Regions from separate parts of the Mus musculus genome. Here all the other regions are linked to region 2. The links are chromatin loops, found by intact Hi-C in ENCODE. Cell type or tissue: left cerebral cortex. All regions are shown on one strand.

What was found. Hi-C counts contacts between places; a loop is a spot of excess contacts. Peaks named below come from ENCODE experiments on the same cell type or tissue, not always from the same donor. Only the 100,000 strongest peaks of a DNase experiment are listed, where the experiment ranks them.
Region 1: it touches region 2 in a loop (2.5-fold over the local background); 2 of 42 quality-filtered maps call a loop at or near these places.
Region 3: it touches region 2 in a loop (5-fold over the local background); 5 of 42 quality-filtered maps call a loop at or near these places.

The regions. Positions count from the first base shown.
Region 1 is chr10:109,183,965-109,191,964 of GRCm38, reverse strand. No RefSeq gene overlaps it. Among named protein-coding and RNA genes, the nearest start is that of Syt1, 180 kb to the right of the region's middle. In left cerebral cortex, no CTCF peak of the experiment used is centred here; DNase peaks (open chromatin) are centred at 2,674, 2,984 and 3,521; H3K27ac peaks cover 1,414 bases.
Region 2 is chr10:108,999,676-109,007,675 of GRCm38, reverse strand. All of the region lies in intron 1 of Syt1 (synaptotagmin I), which reads left to right. Among named protein-coding and RNA genes, the nearest start is that of Syt1, 7.3 kb to the left of the region's middle. In left cerebral cortex, no CTCF peak of the experiment used is centred here; DNase peaks (open chromatin) are centred at 912, 1,999, 3,591 and 3,921; H3K4me3 peaks cover 3,355 bases; H3K27ac peaks cover 4,488 bases.
Region 3 is chr10:108,450,292-108,458,291 of GRCm38, reverse strand. It overlaps Gm36283 (predicted gene, 36283), which reads right to left. Exons shown (of 3, transcript NR_155870.1): 2 at 7,070-7,323; 3 at 6,676-6,758. It overlaps Gm36601 (a long non-coding RNA gene), which reads right to left and starts at 2,536. Exons shown (of 3, transcript XR_003949034.1): 1 at 2,496-2,536. In left cerebral cortex, CTCF peaks have their summits at 2,225, 3,642 and 3,841 (motif pointing left); DNase peaks (open chromatin) are centred at 1,086, 2,188, 3,413, 6,550 and 1 more place; H3K27ac peaks cover 3,794 bases.

The DNA.
Region 1 (8,000 bases), 180 kb before region 2:
CTTCTGTTTTGCAGGTTCATTCTCATAGTATTTATCAGAGCATGCACTGGATAGATTGGAATTGGTACTGGGCAAGGTGGTTGTATTTTGATGATAGGTTAAAAAAAAGATATGAATCCAAGTACAGATTTTGAACCAAACCTTAACAAACCTGAATTTTCAAGTGACTCTATAAGTTCTTCAGCAAGTCATTTCATTTCGTTTTCAAACCTAATGATTAGATATTTTCAATCCTATATAAAATCCTATGGAATCATACTATGAACCCCATGTGATCGTGACCCATTTTAAGAACTATTATTATGTCTAATATTATTTCATCATACTCTATATCCTTCTCCCCTTCTCAACCTGAGATTTTGACTGGTATCTCCAACAGCATAAACTTTAATGAACACTTCGGCATTCTCACTACAAGACAAAGGCTATAATTATTCTTTACAAGTCTTTGTGGCCACTTTCTTTTTGGTGGTGCCACAATCCAGGACCTTACCTACTTACTAAGCAAGTGATTTACCAGTTATAATATTGCTATTTCAATTTAATGTGTTAATATCACCAAATACCCAATTGCTTCAGATTGTCTTACTCTCTACAGTTATAAGCCTTCTACACAGTTACTACTCTTTTGAGTCATTATCATGATAATTTCCACATTTTAGGACCCATATCCTAATTATGACAGCTCTCTTTATATTATTTGCCTTTATTTATGCGTATGTCTATGAGCATTAATGAGTATACTGCATCACTTCTGCACACAAATCCACAATGATAGACTGGGACACAGAATCCCTGGGAACTGAAGGACAAAGTGACTGAGCCGCTGTGCAGGTTGTGGGAATAAAAGTCAGGTCTTCAGCAGGGGCAGTAAGTGCTCACAACTGAGCCATCTCGGCAGCACTGCCACCATTTACATTCTGTTTGGCCACTGAAGGAACTGAACTTGCAAAAAATGCTCCTTGAATTCCAATGTTCACCTACAGTTATTGTTGCAAAACACAAATTCCATTTCAATGGATCTGTGTTGGGTCTTGGAATCTTTTCCTAGCATGTTTCCATGCAATGCCAATGTACTTGTATCCGCTCTGCATATCTTGAGTTCAGTCTTGAGGGCAGAAAGAAGGAAGATGAGAGGAATGGAAGCAAATATTCTTTTACATTTATTTGCTACTAGTTGGGTTAAGGGTTTTGATTTTTCAGTCTGCCTTATAATCAGAGAGGCGCTATTTAAGTAAGTGATTGAAATGAAAATAATCCACTTGAATATCATAATCAGTTTTAAGTAGGCTTGTTGTTTTTGTAGGTTATACAGAGGGTTTTAAAAATATAGCACACAAGATCAGAGTACTTTGAAGCACACACATGAAATAGTTCTGATTTTCAGACCCAGGGGCATAAACATAATGGGAAATGAAAATATTGTCAGAAAATTAACTATATGTTATGACTCATTTTTGTTTTTATTCTTTAGCTGCTGTTGATTTATCCATTGTTCTTTCACCATTATATTATGAAATATATTGAGGAGTAGGTACTCTAAAGCTTCTAGTGGGCTATATAATTACTATGATTATCAACACAATTCATAAATGACAAAATGCACGTGAATGTATATGTGTTCCTACAACCACTGAGAGTTACCCAATCCCTGTAATGCCTCTATTGTACAAGTACTGTTTACAATAATGGTTGTAGATAAAAATTGAAACTCATAGGAATCAAAGAATAAAGACAAATATAAATCAAAGGAAATTAAAATGCTTATTATTTTCTAATCAACATTGATTGCCACATTTTTATAGAACACAATGGAATTGAGATGCAGATCTGTTTAGCCCTAATCATATCTGTGATTAAATATTCTAGAAAAATCATTTGCTAAAGATGTACTATATTTTAAATAACTGCATCTAGATACTACATCAAAATGTAGCTTGCAATTTTTACTTTGATATCATTTCAAACTTCCAAGAAATCTGTTAGATAAACACTTCTGCAGTCAAGTGGGGAAGAATAAAGTTCTAGGGAAGCTACAGGATTTATCCAAAATAACTTGTACTAGAGCAAGGGTCTGATTCTTATAATCCCCGAAATGTACCTATCTATGAATACTCACTCTTTTCCAAACATTTACTATTGTAAAAACCTAGTCATATGATTACATTTACTCTACTCTACCCATTTTAAGACTGATTACAAAGCTACTTAAGCTATATTGGAAGGAAATCATACCAATGACAAAGTAGATTTTTCCTTTGGGGGAAGAACTAGCTGTGCATATAGATTGTAATTATACAAATCAGCCCTACTGTTGTATATGCACAGTGTCTGAACTTGACCCTCGTCAGTATTTAGTCCTTTATTACAGTAGTTAACTATGAAGCAAATTACAAAACAAACACTTTGTACAAATGAGAACAGACACATTTTGTTTCCAGAGGTAGGAGTATTTACCTGCTTACAAATTACCCTCTGAGAAACACCATGTGTCATTATAATTTTGACTGTCTTCAACACGATACTTGTAGCATTTTTATCTCTCAGAAGGATTTTGCACCGAGAAACTGAACATATTGTGTGGTTGAGTCCCTAAGGCTTGGAGTGCCACACAGCTGTGCAAAGATCTTCTCTTCAAGTGACTTGACAAAGTAGAAAGGTTTCTTTTGGCCCTTGTACAAGTCAGGAGGCGAGTCATTTTCAGCTCAATTCCCACCAGCTGAGTTGAGCAATCTGTCTTGGTCCTCTTAAGGAATATTTGAATATCTAACGCTCAGTGGAAATTGGGCAGGGGGACTCTGATACATAGAAAGCAAAATATTCAATCAAATACTGCACTGAAATTTTAGGTGATTCTGATAGAGGAAGAAAGTGACTCTGTTACTTGTAGTGACACCAAAGACCTAATGTGAATCAAACAGGGGATTCTAACGCCTTCTGGAATCTTCTGACAGCATATCAGCAAAGCCAACCATGTGACTAGGCAGAGGTAACATCAGAACTGCCAGTTTCTCAAGCAAGGAAGACGTCCAAGGAGCCATATGCCACGGAAAATATGTCTCTCATAATTTGGCTTCTGAAATTAGTGGTTACTTCCCAGCAAAAAGAAACAGTAAAACGCTTATCATCTCCTACTAAAACTTTTGTGTTAGATACACTAATTCACTGACTGTCTATAGGGTTAAGTTGCTACATATAGATATTTTTAAAACATCTTAAGACAGAAGAAAATGAGAATTCTAAACTTCAGAAGCAGATAATCACACTAAAATACAGCAGACAGTTTTGTGATATGTACTCTGGCCCTAAGCCCTCTCACGTTTTTTCAAGGTCTTATTTACTGAATAGTAAAACCAGGTGCAAGAAAAGGTACTGAAAATTTCTCACAAACAGGAATGACATAAATATGTGTGGGCTCCAGGACCTGTTTGCATGTTAACAGGGACCAAGAAACCTTAAGTCAAAATAATGACACTCCAGGGAATTCCCTTCAGGCGCCAGTGAGCAGGAGGAAGAAGAATATTTCAGGGCACTGGTCCCTGTTTAGCATCTGAGAAAGCATATCACATGAGCGGTGATGACTCCAGCTATGTGCAAGAATGATTTTCAAATTAGAACTATGTTGGTTCAAACAAATTTTTTTTGTCTCAACTGTAGTTAGGCAAAATATGAATGGCATTATATCGTCTTCTTGTATAGATTATAGTCATATATTCTTTCTCAATAAATATAAATTATGTGAACATGTATTCTTGCTCTCCTTTAAAAAAAAAGAAAGAAAATGGAGATTCCAGGGGAGTCTGTATTACTTGCTAGTTTGCAAGAGTTTCAGGAATTAGAATTAATGTTGGAAGCTGACAGACTAGTATGTTCACATACACATGCCTGACACAACACGAGTATTATAATTAAAGATAAACTAGAGTGATAGTCACTGAAAAATGTTGTAAGTATGAGATATAGAGAAAAGCAGATGCAGGGCATAGCAATGAGACTATGGTGAAGTAGCAGATAATTATGAGGCAGACCTGTGGTTCAGGTAGTTGGGAGGTGGGGGCAAAAAGATTATAAATTCAAGGCATGCTTAGCAAACGTACCTAGACCGGATCTCAAAATTTAAAAACAAATAATGGAAAGGGCTGGAGATACAGTCTGGTGTTACAGCACCTGTCTGGCATTTTACAGGCTGAGGTTTAATTCCCAAGGCTGAGGAAAAACCAACAACACAACAAAATGAGATAGAAAGGAAAATAATAAAAAAGGAAATAATAAAGGTATCCCAGATATTTTCCTATTGTTAGGTAGGAAAAAATCTATTCTAATAATATTTAAAGCTGTTTCTTGATTAAATTAAAAAAAAAAGTAGGTGGAAAATTTCTTTTTATTGACCCAAGTACCTTACAGACAGCTCACTGCCAAGTAGCTTCCAGAAGAGGAAGAACACAGACACATGGAGAGTATTTTTTATGCATATTCTAATTTCTGTCTTAGGGCCAAGCCTAGGGAATCTCAAAATAAGTTAACCATGGGTTATAATTTTGTTTGACACTAACTATTAATAGAATCTGTATAACAAAATTGGGGGCCAAGTAGTAGATGTAGAATTCAAAGTAGCAAAACAACAAAATCATTGATAAATATAAGGTAGGAATATATTGTTAAGCAGGATAAATGGAAAGTCAGAGCTCCTTAGAAGGCTTCATTCTCTACTTTCTGAGATCTTACTTCCAACATGGTCTACCCTTCACAATTTAAACATGATTAGAATTGGTAGTGTTTTAAATGTGAATAAATGTCAGTGAAGCTCTGGATAAAGTGACAGAAGTGTTGGTTTAGTTTCTCCAAAGAGCACAAGAATTGTGACAAGATGCTTCAACAGAACTAGGAAAATTGTATGCAGACAGACAATAAGATCCATCAGGGCACTTTGCACGCTAAGATGGGCGTCTCCAGTGTGCCTCTGCACAAACCTGAGATTCAGAGTAACCTTTAGGCCTCTGCTAAATGATGTTCTAGTTGGGTAACACAATTATTGCCAATGGTGGTCTTCTGTTGCTCATGCTGGACTCTTAAGGGAATAATAAGATTGGTTTGAGACATATGAATCAAAGGATTTCTGAAGGCTAATGAAACCGAAGGTAGCTGAGAAGGGAGATGGTAGTTCTGGCACCAGCTGCTTGTTTCAAGTCCAGAAGTGTCTGTCTCCTGTCTCTGCACTTATTACAATTGAATTTGGCAAAGCAGCAGCACTTAATGCTGGCTTGTTTTTTTTTTTTTTTTTCTGGTGGAAAGATGTCCCTTTAACAAATAATGAGTGAGGGTCTTGGGGTCATAGAAAACTCATACTTTGAACATATAACTTCCTTTATACATTCCAGCCTTGGATCTGTTGCTTCTCACTCTTATCCAGTCTTGCTACAAAGTCCTGAACAAATCTGAGTACATACAGTTGTCCAAAGCAACGCCATTAAGAGTAATACCTAAACAAGATTTTCTATATAAACACAAGTTTAAAAACAAAACAAAACAAAAAAGCAGCAATAAACCCCCCCAATATCCAGTCTGAAGTCTGTAGGATTCTGAGGACAGATGAAAAGAAGCATAGACAAAGGAAGAACCTATGATCACAGTCAAAACAAAGCCAAATAGACTCACAAAGGTGGAAGCATTAAACATTATGAGGTGCCCGCACTGTCTGTGTGATATACAAAGTCCTCATAAAGCATGGGAAATGATCACTTCCCTTCCCCACTGCCAAAAGAGTGCCAAGCTGATTTAGTTCCCTATAACCCATTCAGCTTGATTAGTTTCTGATAAATGTTCCAGGATACTCTGTAGGTTGCTTATTACAACAGATGAATCTTAAAATATCAGTCTCGAAATCTAACATCTCTGCTGCAATTAGCTATCAGTCAAAGGTATTGATTGAGCTTCTCTTGAGTAGAGTACAGCTTTGTTTCACAGTGTCATGGAGCAGAGATATAGAGGTTGTCTGAGTTCTGACTGACATTAGATATAATCTCTATCATTTCAGGTCCTAACCTATACATCATAGACATCACCTGTGCAATCCACCGTCTATATTCTGCCTTCAACAAATTACTGTCTAGGGGAAATGGAGGCTTCTTGTGAAAGTCAATGAGCCAGTTTTGAGATCCATCCCTTTTCTGATTGATGGAAACTAATAGAAATATCTATTCTAACTACGTGTGAAATTTGAGCTTTATTGAATTTACAAATAGCTAATGATTTGTGATTCAAGGAATGTAATGATTCTTGAAAATTAGCTGCATCTTTTATATAATGATTTCTAAATTCTCCCTATACAACTACTAAGAGTCTGCTTAAATCCTTTTACAAAACTACAAGCATGAATTTGGCTGCTTTCTATGTTCCTATAGAGCATGTTTGAAGCATTATTTTTACCAACCACCTTTTATACATTACCCAATTGATAACAGTTCCTCATTTTGCAGGTTAGGTTTCATTTTGGTTTCATTAGCTGTGTCATATGACCCACTAACTGACTGTTCTATCAGTATAAGAAAACACCAGGGCTGAAATAAATGAACTGTGACATCTCAGGCCCACCACAAAAGAATATCTCACCTAGTAGAGATAGCAGGGGAGAGGAGGGGAGGGGAGGGGAGGGGAGGGGAGGGGAGGGGAGGGGAGGGGAGGGGAGGAGGATTCTCTATTGCGTGAGATACCATGTGTGACGTTGGCTTTTGTCTCCTTAGAGGGATTGCAGAAAAACTTGAAAGTAAATATTTGAACTTATATAACAGGAACAGGGAAAGAGTACCTGTGAATGTGTGCTGAATGTTTCAAAGCATGTTTGGAAGCATCACATGACCAACATGATGTCATTGTAAGGAGTGTTTATAAGAAACAGAAAGCTATCAAATCACTCCTAGCTGTGCAGCCATTGTACAAACAAACAAACAAACAAAAACCCAAACAAAAAACAAAAACAACAAAATCAACAAAATATATTGAGGCTATCATTATCTATAAAACATCTATCTCATGCCAGCTTATTAAAAACTAAAAACAAAAAACCCAATAATACTCAGAATAATTATTGAAGATAGCTAATACTAAATTTATTTTAGCATAGAAGTACCTGATCTCTGAGTGCTTTGTAACTTGGCCAAACTTCTATTTCTATTATCCCACAGACTTTGAACTCATCTTTTTCTGAAGGCAAAGCATGCATATCCAGTTTTAAAATAATTCAAAAGTTCTGGTGGATAGAATTTCCAACAGTGAATATAGAAATGATGAAGAAGCAAAATATTATTTGCAGGTTTGATTCCTGTTTCTCTACCTAAAATATTCAATATAAATATGACTCAGGCAGATTTAATAGCTTCTCCATATACAGGTAGGAAATTTGCTATCTTATTTTTCTCACTAGAGCATAAATGAAAATATTTTGGACTGTAGCTCCTTTCTAGAAAATTCTTTTAAGCATGAAAACTAGAACACCAAGGACTGAAAATGCCTTACACATATAATCTTTATCTAGCTTTATATAGAGAAATGAAAGATGGGAGGCAACATAAATATTTAGCAATACCAAATGCATAAACATCCTCTTCCTATAATTTCACATAACTGGAAAAATTGAAGTTCATAGTTATGTAAAATAATATCTATGCAGAAAATGCTTATGTTGCTATGACAACATTTTTTAAAAAGAATACTGAATTCTTTACACAATATTAATAGAACTCTATGTACCCTAAACCAAAAGCCAAACATGATGCATAGAAAATTAGGCACAAACCAAATATTAATTTTTGCTATTTTTATGTGATGAGAAAATAGTTGCTTTTGTCCTTATTACTCTAATTGAGTGCTTTTTCCTCATAATTTCTTGCATGGCTGAGCTTTATAATGGAAACTATCTGACCTTTTATTTCAATGAGTAGGGCAGTGAATTATATTTGTAAAAGTAAGTGTGATTAATGCAATTATCATCTGCAATCAGCACT
Region 2 (8,000 bases):
TGAAATAATACCAAGTAGTCTCTTTTGATGTCATTATATTAAATCAATTTAGAGTATATCCCCAAAACAGATTCTCATAGCCATCTTATGGGAAAGAATTTAGATTTAAGGAGGAAATTTATTTAAATCTCAAACCTGGTTCTCGTGCTTCCCAGTTTATGCAACATCTGGGAAGGGTTATTATTAATTTTAATTTGTGACATGGTATTTATCTTCCTAATGGTAATTATTATGCAGTTTTGGGGGGTAAGAAAAGCACAATAAGACTATTTGATTATATAATAGAGAATTTTATCTAATAGTATGGGTAACCCAGGCGAAACATGGACGTTATGCCAAATTATAATGTAGTTATAGTTTTACAAACATTTTACAAAAATGTAATTTTTTTCTCATTAAATATCTGATCCACTTGTGTTTTAAGTATTTTGATGATTTATTAGTCATGAATGTATCTGCATTGAAAATTTATTAGATACAAGATGATTCCTAGCTGAATTTTATTTTCATTAAAATTAGCCAAATCTATTTATACACGGATAAAACAAATGAGTATAAATACATAATTTTAATTTGTATATATATATATATATGTATATAATTTTCATACTTATACACATATCCTAAAATTATGTAATATTTTTTAAATGATGAGAATGTAATGGGTAGTATTTTATAGTAGGTGGAAAATTGGGGTACTCACTTTTCTAGTACCAGTCAAAGGAAGGTAACAACATTTTAGCAATATGTTAATGAGACTTTGGGTAGAAAGCCTATGATACCTAGAGACAAAATATATGTGCTCCAAGAGCTTCACTTTCACTGGCATGTGTTTCCCACGACCGGGGAAGAAGGGATGGAATGACTTCTCGGTATAAGAAGATGTTCCTCTCTATACGCTTAGCAGAAGTTGACATCATAATGTTGTTTGATTCGGACATAATCGAGGATAACGTCTGTTTGTAGTGGCTTTTCAGATGTTTCAGTGACCATTTGCTTCTAGGTAACATGTTCATTCATTTTTTTCGTTTTATGGAATTGGATGACATGGCTAGTATTGCTTTTTTTCGAGTGGGGAAAAAAGAGTGGTATCTTCACGTCTAAATTCTTCAAGGAAGGACTTACATTTTTCATTTGGTTACATAAACTTCATCCAGACCTTTTCATTTTACATGTGCAATTTCCTCAAGAGAATTTTCATCTGTCCCAGCAAAAGGGAATGGCTCTTCTCCCTTAGATTCACAGAGAGGTCTTGAGATGTTATTCCATTGGCTCTAAAGTAAGCAATGATACCTTGGCACACAAATAGCACCATACTTAAGTGAATCCATTATCAGTGGGAACATACACTTCCTTAAAGTTATGATATCGCAATCCAGAAGGCTTTCATTCTAAATTAGGGCTGTCCGCCATTGTAAAATGTCATTGTTATCTATAAATGTGTTTTAGACTGCATTCATAGGTGTGTCCTGGGACCTATGCAGCCTGAGGCATGTTGGACATACATGCCTTAAAGTGCATAAGAAAAAGAAATTGCTGCATTGTAGAAATAATAATGCTGAAAGTCTTGTTTGTGCACTGCAAAATATAACCTTCAAAACTCTTAGCAAAGGGATCTTTTAAGATAACAGTCAGTTTCCATTCATTTGAAAACAATACTTAAGACACTTAGTAAAGACGATAAAAACTAATTTAGAGTTACAAGCACATTTTTGATACCGTTATGAGTTTCTGGCCACCGCTCTGTGAAACTCAAAGCTCATAAACAACAACCTCTGTAATTTTTGTACTTATCTTTACTTCAAGTTTGAATTGCGGAGATCAGTTCCAATTCTCTTTGACTTGGTTTTGATTCTCTAAATAGCCACACAGGACTTACAAAAGTGTCATCTCAGTGGTTACGGTATGAGGAATAAAGGGGGAGTGGTGATTATTTCTGTAACCGTCTTAACTGCAGAGAGCACGGTTGTTGTACTGATTGGGTGCCTGGGGGGGGGGCACTATGCCAAAACAGATCTCCAGAAAATTATGACGCAGGCAAAGATAAAAATTACCATCTAGTTCTCAACTGTTTGTGCTAAACAAGAGATGTAGAATTTTGCATGCAGTGAGAATGGCCTTTAACTCCCCCTTTATTCCTCATACCGTAACCACTGAGATGACACTTTTGTAAGTCCTGCATGGCTATTTAGAGAATCAAAATCAGAATCAGGCAAGATTATTTGCCAAAGATGTAATTCAGTAACTTTCTTAGCAGCCCTGTCAGACAACATTCCTTACTATGCACTAGGTTAGCAGCATGCTACTGAAACCACAAATGATATGTACAAGACATTTAGCTAAGGTCCTCTGTCAGGACTGACTTAATTCTGGATGGAAATATCTGATAAATCCCATCTAGTAGGGTACAGAAGTGGGCCCTCACTGTCTTTGTGAGCCTATTGCTATTATTTGTGAAATATGGCTTAGTGGATGACTCTAACACGTCCAGCATCTGTATAATTATTTTTGCCATAGGGAGAAACTCGTTGTATATTGTTCTCTGTGAGAACTAAATATTTTATTTTCCCTCTTAAACAATTCAGCTACTTAATCAAGGATAAAATGTGCACTGCATACTCGAAGACAAATATAATTGAAGATTTTTTAAATGTCAAACATGCTTTCCCTGAATTGCTTAAATGAGAACCACTGTCTCTGTGTTTTGTCTTCACTTTCCCTGACCATGACTATAATTTCAGTGACATGGTAACAGAGAAAGGATCAGACAACCCCACTTCAAGCCTCTGATGAATTACCTGGGTGCCCCTGCAGATTACAGCATCCTGTTTTGCCTGAAGCTCATTTCTTCCTTCTTACCTGTGATCCCATGCCTACCCTAGATAGGAAGCAGGTAATTGCATTTATTAATTGCTACTTTGAGATGCCTTCATCAACAAGGAGGCAAAAACACATGGAAATACTCAGAACATACACAGCTGTGGGAGACTCCTATTAACCCTTTGATGTGCGGTGCAGTCGCTTACATAAAGTGGAAGGCCATTTATAAAACAACTTCTCCTTCAGGAATTTCTTTCAATTCTTCACAGGTTATGTAAGCCAGCATCAAGGCCATTAAACCAGGAGTTGCTAGAGCATTTTTATTTAATACCTGAGGATAATACTGAAGGACTTATCCAAACAAGAGTTCCAAGTTAGGCATGGAGGTAGACACCTGAAATCCCAGTAGCTGGAAGACTGAAGCAAGAGGATCAGAAGACGTATGCCATTCTTAGCTAAATAGGCTAGCCTGAGCTACATGAAATCATCTCTCAACCCTTGCCCCCGCCCCAGAAACAAATTCCAAATCCTACCTTCTCAAACCCAAATATGTCTGTAGTGAAGACCTTTAAATGGTAAAACATTGCACCCTTTTGGCTTATAGATACGTGGTAATATATGCTTGTTCTTCTGCATTCCTAGGGTTTATGTTGAAGTAGCATGAACAGCAAGGCTGTTTTAAGGATGCATCCTTAGAAAATATTTTTAAACGAAGCTGCAGCTGGGCATGCAACTTACTTCACAGGCAATGAGCAAGCAAGGAAGCAGGGCAACGGGGCATAACAACTGAAATGAGCATTAGGAATTGTTTGCTACTCTTGAGCAAACTGAGTGTCATTTCTCCCCAGTTCTGGCCTCCAACAGTCTATACAGTGAAGTTGGTGATGCACAGGAACTACCTCGTGGCTTATCTTTGAGGAAAGGGGGAGAGGGGGGGGGACATATCCAGAAATGCTATTTAAACAAATGGTTTAATGGCCTTTGATGCAAGACCAGGTGGGAGAGCAAGGGATTCAGGCACCGTGAGACAGCTCCAGACTTTGGGTTTTGAGTTAGCAACATTGTTAAGAAGCAAAGTTGACACAGTTTCTCACCAGAAAGGCTAGGTAGCAAAGCGATGAAATTTGTTTCTGACATAGTGTTTCTGCCAGATCCTGGCTTACCAGGCTGGCTTCCTGCCTAATCCCCGGCATTTTCATCAGATTTGAGGAAGGAATAAAGCCAGCCATTGGGTATTAGAACATATTTCTAGAACATTTTGGATCTCTTCTATAAATAGAGTCACATCGCCATGCTACTTTAACAAATATTGAGAATATGAGACCACAGATTTTAGATTAAAAGTATGTACATGTAAGCAGGACTGCTGTCTGCATAAAAACGTGTGAGTTTCCTCTCTGTATACAGGCATTGTATGAGTCGCACATGCCATAACTTGTAGGGATCTGTTTTAAATGTCTTGCTTAAATTACTATGTTAAAATTTAAAAGTCAAGCAAATCACTACAAGACATGTCTAAGACTAGCAATCAAAATGTGACATTTTAAAAGAAAACCAGCATATCCCTAAGCCCAAACTATACCACTTTTTTTTTTAAGGTTTAATTTTTTTTTATGTCATCTTGATGATTTTTCCCTCTAGGGAGTCATAGATACTTTCTGAGCAACTCCTCAAAAACACAGAATAAATATTGATGGTAGAAGAGAGCTTGACTTCTCTAGGAACAAGGAGGGAGATGAATCCTGCCATGCCTTTGAGATTCTGTCATCAAGGACATATTGAGCACATAGGAACCATTTTTATTTCTCCTGGATTCTGACTTTTTTACCTGTACTTAGCCATTGAAGCATTTTACTGCTTACTGCATGAGTAGACGATATTATTATTTCAGCTCTCTGGCTATGTCACTACTCCGTGAATTCTCTGCTTTCTTCTTCCTTCCTGTAAGACCAATTCCCCCCTCAAACTTTTCCTTCCTGCTCTCTCTTTTCATTGTCCTTATCATTCCCCCCCCCCACACACACCTTTTCTTTCTTTTTGACACTTCATACATATGTCCCTAGAGATGCGGAGCCAGAAGGCTTTTTTGTCTTAATTCTATCATCTCCATTACCAGCTTGGTTCAGTTTTTCCAACAACCAAGTCATGTAACATGGGTACATTATAACAACCAAGACATGTAGCGTGTAATGTGTATACATTAGCATCATAAAACATATATATGCATATGTGTATGCATATATATATATATATATATATGAACATGTGCTTAATCTGTTTACATAATTGACAATGCTTAGTGGAATGTGCCATGACTTGACTGATTTTTAATAATTTGCATATTTAGGCCTCCTTATGCATAATCTTTAGACCCAAACTGATTGCAGAGAAAAATGAAGAATTACGCTCTAAAACAAAAAGTGATAACTTAGCATGGAGTGCTCTGCATGCTACCCTTGGCAATGCATTCCTTCTTCTTACCTTAATTGGTACACAGTTCTGTATTAGGGAAATATTTGTGTTACACTATTAGATCTTTATAGTAGATTTTTCCATTTTACAGATGCAATAAATAAAAAGCGATTGCTTTGGGTGGCTACAATTATACTTAGCATGTTTTTATATTTTTGTTTATTAATTTATATTGCCTTAGTGCTTAATAATGAGAATCAAATGTGTCATAATCCTCCCTATATAAGAGACTTAGTTTGCTCTTGGTGATCACAAACAAACAAAATCTATAATCATTAAATCAAAGTCTGTTTCTTATTGAAAAGATGAGGATGTTTTAATATTCTGTTATTTCTGCTATGCTAATTTTGAGGGGATTAAGTTCGTTTTTAAAAATTAATCAAGCACACATTCTTAGTCTATTAAAAAAAAACTGAAAAGAATTTCAAAGCCTATGCCATAACTCAGTTTTCCTTTAGTTACCACTGTATTATGATGATGTCAGATTAGGAATCCCATTTTCCTCCTTATTTCTAAATTCCATAGCTCTAAGGTATCTGATACCCTTAAGGATGCAAAGAACCGTGATTGGAATAGTAGGAGCGTTAGCTGGGCCATAGCTTCCTGATGCCCTCTCTCATTGCTCTCCTTGGCACTCACAGATAGAGTTTCTCATTGCCCCTCACCTAGCACTGTTAGGAAACGCTTGAGCCTATTGGTGCTTTCCCTTCCTAGTCCTATTTCTATGTTCCCCAAGAAATCAGAACCAAACCCTAACTGTAAATTAATCCCATGTGAAGTCTCTCTGCTGACATCTTCTGTCCTCAAGACCAGATTTAGGAGGAAACACTAGAACTCATGATCATTGCAATATGAATTAATATCACTGGCATCATGGATTCTCTTATATAAGGAAATAGAAATTATCATTGAGGTTGGATTATGGAAATAATGGAAAATTGTTTGAATAGACTAGACCTTTGTAGGGGCTCTTAGATGAGGAAAATGCCATCGCTGTCTTATTTCTCCATACATATCAAATACTTTCCCACATGGTTTGAATTCTGAATCCTATTTAATAACATTGATATGGTTGATAATATGTCCATATCTTTTAATAAGAGAATGATGGAAAGGAACATTTAAGGAACTTGCCCATGGTTATAGGATGCAGTATGTCATGGGTAAATTCTTAGTCATCTGTTCACTGTGGCAATACATATTATTATCCTTGGACATATAAATGGCAGATGAAAAAGAATAGAGGGTGTTCCATAGTGGATAACAATGGAGATATAACACCTAAAGGCTAAGTAACTCCCCCAAAGTTTGCATCAATTAGACCATCATATTACTGTGATATAAGAATGAATCATGAATGAATCATGAATGAATCATTGTTCACTTGAAATGACCAGATCCAAGAGGGCGTATTACTTCTAAATATTTATACAGGAATACAAATATAATAATAACACTACTTGTTTGGTACTTGTTAGTATATAATGTATCAAACCACAGTATTATCTCTTCACTACGTACAGTGATTTGCCTGGCATATGACATAAACAATGCTGGCAATATAGGCATAAACATAGTAGACAGGTGTTCTAATTCTATGGCGTTTATGTGATAGGAGTGAAGACAGAAAATTAATAACAGCAACAAACTAGAACTATAGCAGCTTCAAATAGTAGTGGTCACTAGGAAATCACAAATAAGCTGATAAATCAAACAACTATAGTTGGGAATATTGAGAAAACAAAAAGAGAAATGGAGACATAAAAGAAGAAGGAGCCAGCCCTATAAGTGTCAGGAGAAGGCATTGCTGTCAAAGGAAAAACCAGCGCAAAAGTGAGCAGAATCAGCCCTCTGAATTTAACCATCCAGGACTGCTTCGTTGACCTTTACTCTGCCTTAACATTCTAATTAAAAACATCCTGCAGCCATCTAGACATTTCCAGGGTTATAATCGTCTATGATCCCACCATGTCCCAAGTATATGGGATTTATTTCTGTGTAGTATTTCCCTGGTTTGTCTGTATGCTATAGTGGTTTCAGTGTTATAAATATTGAGCGTAAGGTCAATGGAAACTATTTCTATATACCCTATACATACTGAGTCCACTCTTTATGGACAAATATTTTTATTCTCCATTATCATATGCTGGACTACACCCCCCTTATACACTTTCCATACATCTTTTTTTTCTTTTTAATTTCTGAGAATCAAGTACATGCCTTCACCCCAATTTTATTATTTTGATGGACTTAAGTGAACTCAGTGGGTTTTTATCGCAGTAATGACTTTTTTCAATGTAATTTCCTTTCGAGTATATTTTTTATTATAACCTACAAAACTCTAATTTAGATTTTGAGACAAAAGTAAATAAATACGGAGAACGTAATAAAACAAATCATTCTGTGTCGATTATCATTTAGACAACAGAGGTCTTGAAGTCTTAACCGGAAATTATTTTTACCTTTATCTTGTTTCATATCCTGGTTTCAAGAAGATAATACCCCAAGCTTGCCTAGGTCACTCTGTGATAGTAAAACAGGTGCTTACAGATGCTCATTGTCCTATGTGAAACCGCACCACCATTTAATCTGCTGCAGCAGTTATTAGGCGATAATTAAAGCGTCAATCTTAAGTGACCCACTTTTTTCCTTCCCTAAGATTCTCTATAAGCGTAATAATAACCACACATTTTTAAAATGGAGTCATG
Region 3 (8,000 bases), 550 kb after region 2:
TGTCAAGGAGGGGAGATAAAATGTAGTGATATAAAGACATAAAGAGGAGTAATGGAACAGGAAGGGTTAAATGGAGCAGGGTGTAGGAAGGCTAGGTAGTAGGATGAGTATGAGGAGGAATAATTAATTCTAAAGGTCTTTCAAAGAATTTATATGAAAACCTAGGACTGTAGAAGCTTCCTAAAATATATGCATATATAGTATACATACATATATACATACATAAAAAGATACGCTTCTTATATTGATAGCTATAGTTAAGTACTAGTCAATCCTCATCAGAAAACCTCCTCCTCCTCCTCCTCCTCCTTCTCCTTCTCCTTCTCCTTCTCCTCCTCCTCCTCCTCCTCTTCCTTCTCCTCCTTCTCCTCCTTCTCCTTCTTCTCCTTCATCTTAAATGTTTATTTTATTTATATGAGTACACTGTCTCTATCTTTAGACATGCCAGAAGAGGATATCAGATTCTATTACAGATGGTTGTGAGGCACCATGTGGTTGCTGGGAATTGAACTCAGGACTTCTGGAACAGCAGTCAGTGCTCCTAACCTCTGAGCCATCTCTCCAGCCCCAAAAGCTGCTTCTTGCAGCAAGACTTCAAGAGAGAATAAGACACTGAAAAGAGTTCTTCCTCAAATGGAACATCAATCTCACACCCCTGCCCCCAAGGCCCCCAAGGGATCATCAAGGACAGGATGAGAGGACTGAAAGATTTAAGAGACAGAGATGGGGTGACCATCAGGAAACAGTAGTTCCTAAACACAACAGTGCTGCTGCATGTGTGCTACCACTCATTGTGATGGTGTGCATAAGACCTGTGGAAGCTCAAGGCAGACAAAGTCCCAGATTATAATCAGGGGATGGGGATTTGCTACTGGGATTGCTACCTTCTGAGAGAGAGAGAGAGAGAGAGAGAGAGAGAGAGAGTTTTCTTTAGGGTATGAACTCTGGTAGACTAACCATGCTCTAAGGGTTGGTCCAAGATACAAAGGTATTTGAGTAATCCAGAAAAGGCTTTAAAAAGAAACAAGAAAAAGAGAGAGAAATAGAAAGCCAACTGTTGGGTGGGTGGGGAGGTGGTGGATCTGGGAAGAGTTGAGGGAGAAGAAAGGAAAATGATCAAAATGGCTGATATGAAATTCTCTTAAGAATTTTAACAAACATTTACTGAAAAGACTAAAGTGGAGAGCAACTGAAGAGAGATGCTATGTCCAGCATATGCGCATGCGCACCTAAACCCACACATATGCACACATGAGCACATACACACAAAAGGACAACAAGACCCCTTGGTGCTCTCTGCCTTTCAGAGTCTAGAGCCTGACCACTGAAGCTCCCCATAGCCTTGGCTGTAGTGTCTCTAAAGCCATCGTGTCATCTTCACTGTTCCTGCTGATTTTAAGGTCACTACACATCTGCCAGCCACCACGATTGCTTGCCCTTCTCTCTCTACCCAACAGACAAGTCCTTTTTCTAATTGTGTTAGGCCTCATCCTTCCTGCACAAAACACCCAGCAACGACAGCAGCATGCCTTCTTCAAGGCCACAGAGCCTCCAGGGGCCCAGTCTCCCTGTCTTTCCAACCATGCCTCCTTTCAGTAGCTTCCCTAACACAGCCCCAGCCTCCTGGCCTTGTTTCCTCTATGCTGAGTCTAACCCCTGTTCTCCATGACTTCCCTCCCTCCCTCCCTCCCCCAGCTGCACTTTAACTATCTGTCTCCTTCCACTAAAGTAAAAGCTCCTTATGGCCAGAGTCATCTATCCTATGCTGTCCACGTCATCCTATGCTCTGTCCACGTGTTCGGGACCAGTTCCTGGCACAAAACCTACTTTACTAAATGCTTATCAAGTAATAGGACCTCCTCTTCAGAAATACTAAATGCCAGGTGTTAGACATGGCTCACCTGGAAGGCACAATTTTCCCAAAACAAACAGCTTATCTCTTTGAAGGGAATATTTCAAACCACTCTGTGATAAGAATGTATCCCAAAGTAAAGGAATGACGCGTCACGGGCCAGGCCACGGGCCATTGGTCTTTCAGTCCTAGTGGATTAAGATCTTCCAGCATGATTTCAGCACCCAGATCTTCAGACTAAACCTAATGACTTATTTCCTTTCTCCAGACAATTGATAAACAGAAACTCCTGGTCAATTCTCAGTATCATTTACTCCATCTTTCATCTTTACAAACCTGTCGGTGTCATCTTAATGCAGTTATAGCTCCACTCTGTGGAAAAACATGGAAGGTAGGTTTAAAAATCCAACATCAGTGTGTTTCCTGAGTGAACACTGAGAAAAATCTACCAAACTATATGAGAATGGTCATCTATTAAACACACACACACACACACACACACACACACACAACAGAGAGAGAGAGAGAGAGAGAGAGAGAGAGAGAGTACACTGTCCAAGGCTATTGGATTCTTATTTAGGTAGGAAGTAAAATCTCTAAAAATTAAGTATGAAGCCAGGGTCCAATCTTTTTTATAATTTACCTGCTCTCTTTCCAAGCTTCCTTTTCTTATTTCCATCGGCTTAAAACGGCTTAAAGACATTCTGTTAGGTATTTCAACCCTGACAGTAGTTACTAAGCCATGCGTTTAAAGAATTCACAACCACAAAACACAAAGTTCATTCCGGTCAGACCTAGAAACGAAATAATTACAAGCAAATGATTTCCTATGCCTGGATGAGATTCGGCCATGGCAGCAAGCAGGGGCAGCAATGCCCTTTTCTGAAAAGAAAAAAAGGGGTGGGGGGCGAGAGAATGTTTTTCACTAGCCTATCTTGACCCTGGCCCAGGGAAAACGATCCATCACAAGGCTGCCAATAGCCAGGGATAATAGCAAATCAAGATCTCAGCACTGTCCAGCTGGCCCGGCTTCCTGATCAGGTGCAGAAGTGAATTCATGATCCCTTCCAGGAAAGCCCGGAAATATTTTAACCTGACTTTGAATGTGGCTGCCTTGAGATCGTGGGGCTACAAGCCGGCCGGCCACAGGCAAGCTGCATTTCTAAAGCGCAGAACCACTACTGTGGTCACAGCGGAGGCCTCCAACTGTTTCAAACCAGCTCCAAGGTGTGACTATTGGAAACAGTGTTCCCGTTCCCTCTGTAGCCTGCAAGAGTTTGAGGGTGAGCTCTGGTGTGCACCTGGTGTTTCACTGAACGCATTTAGAAAGCTTCAACGCCAAGAAACTAGAAACTTAGCCAAATTTATCTTTTGCCGGCCTGAGATAAAACCCCTTATCTCCACCCTCCTCAGGCTTCTGTCCCTCTTTAGGCCTCAAGCTCTTCTATCAAAACAGCCTTAAAAGCAGAGGTCTAAATTCCTTAGCTCTAAAAGAAATGTTTGTTGGAGCTTCAAGGATGACCTTTCCTCAAGGAGCTGTGTGGGCGGCAGAACTTGGAACTACAGCCTGTGCGAGAATCCGAAAGCGGGAGGTTCCTGCAACCTGCGAAACTGCACGGTATTGCAGCTGCCGGCTTGGCCCACGCTGTGGATGCAAATTCGTTTCAAAATGTCACACTGTAGACTCTTTCCTTGGGTAGGTCATAGTCCACAGATGATGTGTAAACAATTAATTTTCCCTTCAGGAACGTAAGTACAAGTACCTAAAAGGCAGGGTTAGTACAACTGACTGATCTCCCGTTTCACAAATAAATAAGAATTTATCGGCAGACATGGTCAAACCATGGTAAGCAGTAGATCAAAATGTGTGAGGTAGGGGCTGGAGAGATGGCTCAGCAGTTAAAGGCACTGACTGCTCTTCCAGAGGTCCTGAGTTCAAATCCCAGCAACCACATGGTGGCTCACAACCATCTGTAATAAGATCCGATGCCCTCTTCTGGTGTGTCTGAAGACAGCTACAGTGTACTTATATATGATAAATAAATTTTAGAAAAAAATGTGTGAGGTAGGATCGAATAAAAGATGAATTTTAGCAGTGTGGACATTAATGTGCCCAACTTTCTCTCCCAGAAACTTCTACCTTCGATATTATGAACTGTTACAGTGCTCAGTGCTCAGTCCTAGAACAAAAATAAGAACTGAGTCTATGACAGGCAGGTATTCACTGTGTGGATTACAATGATGAATAGGACTCAGCCCACCAAAAAAAAAAAAAAAAAGAGCCGGGCATAGTGGCGCACACCTTTAATCCCAGCACTTGGGAGGCAGAGGCAGGCGAATTTCTGAGTTGAGGCCAGCCTGGTCTACAGAGTGAGTTCCAGGACAGCCAGGGCTATACAGAGAAACCCTGTCTCAAAAAACAAACAAACAAAAAAAGCCCCAAAAAAAGACTCAGCCCACTACAAAGCAATTTGCAATATAATAGTTTTAGACAGAAATGTGTGCAAATAATATCAAATCACTCAAAATGAAATTCAGGAAATCCCCCAAATCTGGGCAGAGTTCTCTTCAAGGCTGCCAGCAGCTGTTTCTGCCTGGACCTGCTTTCCCTCCGCCAACAGTACAGAGGTCAATTAGAAGAAGCAGGCCTTTGCTGAGCCTGCAATGCTCACAATTGCCCTGCCCCCAACCTGTGGTTCCACCAGCCTTGACTCCCTGGGCCTGCCATCTAGCTTGCTGCTTTGGGTAAGTATGAGTTGAGTAAATATTTTCTTGAGGCTGAAAATTTCTAACGATTTGGGTAAACAGACTCCAGAGTTTCTGGGGCTGGGCCAACCACACTTTTTCTTTAGGAAAAAAACAAAAAACAAACAACAACAAAAAAAACGCCTCATCCCTTTTCTTTCTGCCTTTTAAAGACATGTGGATAATTTTTGGATTAGCTTCTCTCTCTCTCTCTCTCTCTCTCTCTCTCTCTCTCTCTCTCTCTCTCTGGTTTTATTGAGTATGGGACTGTGGACAAACCCTGTTTAAGAAATTCTCCCTTCACGAAAGTAGGCCTAATTTTACATCTTCAGCTTCCCACCTATATGCTGACAGAAGTCCCGCCCTGTAAAATCATCCATTTAAAAGGATAAACAGACTCTCAGTAAACACCACAGTGTTTATTTGAATAGGAAAAATATACATAAGTAGTGGCCAGCAAGATGGCTCGGAGAATCAAGATGCTCCCTACCAAGGGTGCGGAGCTGAGTTTGGAGAGAACTGTGAGGTTTCTTCTTAAGCCCACACGTATACCGTGGCCTGTGTGTCCCAGCCCCACGTACATACACATAACAAATTAAGAAATGCAAACTATATAAGTAGAACATTTTGTAGTTTAGACTCATAGAAACAAACAAATCCCAGAGATCGTCCCATCTCGTGGTTTATGTCATGATTTTGTTTCATTTCTGTCTCTTTTGAAGGGCTAGGAAGCGAGCTGAGGACCTCGCGCATGCGTCGTAATCACTGGGCTACATCTCCCAGTCCTAACTTTGTCCAGGGTCTCACCATGTAGCCACGACTGACCTTGAATTCACTGGGTAGGTCAGAAGAGACGGAAACTCGTGATCCTCCTGCCTCAGCCTCTCACAAAGCAACAATTACAACCCTAGACCATCAGACGTGATCTCTTATTTTATGAACTAAAGGATTCACTCCGAGTCTATTTACTCATTCGCTCATGCATAACAAGTGACTGCAGTTTCGGTAGCGTTGGACCCTGCCTTACCACATCACGCGCTGTGGAGGAGAGGCCAGCAACCTGCAGTTTAGCAAGTCTTTCTAACACACCCACAAGCCTGAGGAATTCTTCCCTGCGCCCTATTAGTCAGGTGTATTAGTCAGGGCTCCTTAGCTTAACCGGATTAAACAGAAAAGGGGATCTGTTAGGCCATGCATATGAAAATTTTAGGGGGTAATACTTCTTCCTGAATAATCTGTGAAAAATAGTATATATTTTTCAATAGCTTCAAATGCCCTGCTCTGTGAACTAAATACTACTCTGGTGGGGTTATCCACGCCTTACTCCCAGGTAAACCGCGCCTGCCTGGTTTCCCAGTGCCGTCCAACAGATATTTAGGCACGAGGTTTGCGGTATTCAATTCCGCCACCACATCATGTCCATGTAACCCATTCTTGCAGGATCCATGACATAGCCGGGAGTAAAATGCTCTCCGTGCTCGCATCCCGTCAGAGAGCTTGCCTTGGCTTCACGAACAGCCTCATGTTTGACCATTGTGTGAAAATCCTATCTGCTCCAACTCTTCCTTAAGCATAGTCTTAGGAACGCCTATTCTATCTCGGATCTGACCCATACGGTATAGCCGTTGATTATCATTCTGTCAGGAACTGTTGTAGCATTTCTAAAACCTGGTATTCATTTCAGTAATTGCACGTGATGATAAGGATTAGAGGAATTCCATGTAAGCCAATGGTTGGCTGATTAAACCTCACAGGGTGGGAGGGACTTACATATCAGATAGTAACTCTTACTTGCCAAGTTCCAATGTGTTTCAACTAACATGACGTTTGTCCCATTTGTCTTCAGTCTGTCTCACTCACCTAGTGGGTGTGTTTGAGAGAGGCTATTTGTGTTTAGTGCAGCTTCTTCCATTTTGGGAGACTTGTAAGGGGAACCTTCAAAAGAAGACAACGCCTTTATCGGAGCAAAATGGGGAAGGGAATGTGGGCAGGCTGGCGATGTTGCAAGTTCATCTTCAAGCAGATGGTTTGTTTCATATCTGAGCTGAAGTTACTAATGCTCTCGTTACTGAAAGGTGGCCACTCTCCAAAGCTGCTTCATCTGCAGCAAGGGACATTTGATTCCCATTTGCCTGCGTACATCCTTGGTCCTCCAGGTGATCTGCGCTCCCGAGAGGAAGAAAACGGCTGTTGTTATCACAGTAAAATTAAATAATAGCCAACAACCATATCTTCTGCTATCTCCAGGAGTTGCCTTGCCCTCCTGGAGATTCATTCAAACCCCCCCCCCCACACACACACACACACACACATACACAACTGCCTTCTTTGCCATTTAAATTGGAGTTTGCTGTGAGAGAGGGACTGCTAGCTTTTCACCAGATGCATTTTCTTCTGCTTTATAAAAAACAACAAGACATCTAAATTTTTAAGGCGGAAAACGGCAGCCCCCAAAATAAAGACATTTCTCACCTCCGTGTCATGTACGTAAGTTTGGCCAGTGAGGGCTCACAGAGGGAGTTCACTGGAAACGAGAACAAAAGATACCCTTTGCTTCTGATTCTTCCTTGCTGTTTGCTGAAACGCAACCCTGATGTCTGGATGGAGGGTGGCCCTCCTGAAGCTGGAACTGGGAGGCAGAATGGGCTCCTGCGTGCTGGAGACAGCAGACCGTTCAATGGTTCGGAATTTCTGCAAGCTCCTTGTGAAATCCTTGTGGCTTGAAACTGTTCATGGTAGGAAAAAAATTTTCACCATAGGAATTAAGCAAATGCTACACAAATCAAGACTGCCTCCTCGCTACCCCTTGCCCTAAAAGTCAGTTTCCTCGTACTCCTGTGGAAATGACAGAGAAGGGCCTGAGGCCCTGAGAGTGATAAACAGCTCATCTTTCAAGCCTTAGATGACAGAAAACTCAGTCCCCCTCTTGCCTACTTATTTCCCTGTCTGCTTTCTGCCGGACAAAACCAAACCCAACTGGAACAAATTCCCACACAGAACCTGGGATCCAGCTACCACAGCTTTGCAACTTTAAGGTAATCGAAAAGGAATTTTCTGACTAGTTTTGCCTAAGTCAAGGATCCACATCTTAGCATTGTCTGTAGCAGCCAGGGATGTGGGTTCCATGGTACAAACCTGCTCCCCCCAAACTGTCCTTGTAATAGGTTCTGTAAGTTTACACCCACAAAAGAAGACAAGGGCCAAGCATGGCATTCGAATTAGTTCACCATGCTACCAGGAACATACGGATCTTTAGTGTCTAGATTCTATATTGTCTAGTCTATATCCCTTTAAGCCTATATATCTGAATTATTTTTCAAAACTCCATCATAAATAATGTCAACATGTTCTTTTCATAATTGTTAGATACAGATATTCTGTACCTGCTTAGCCATTCAATACT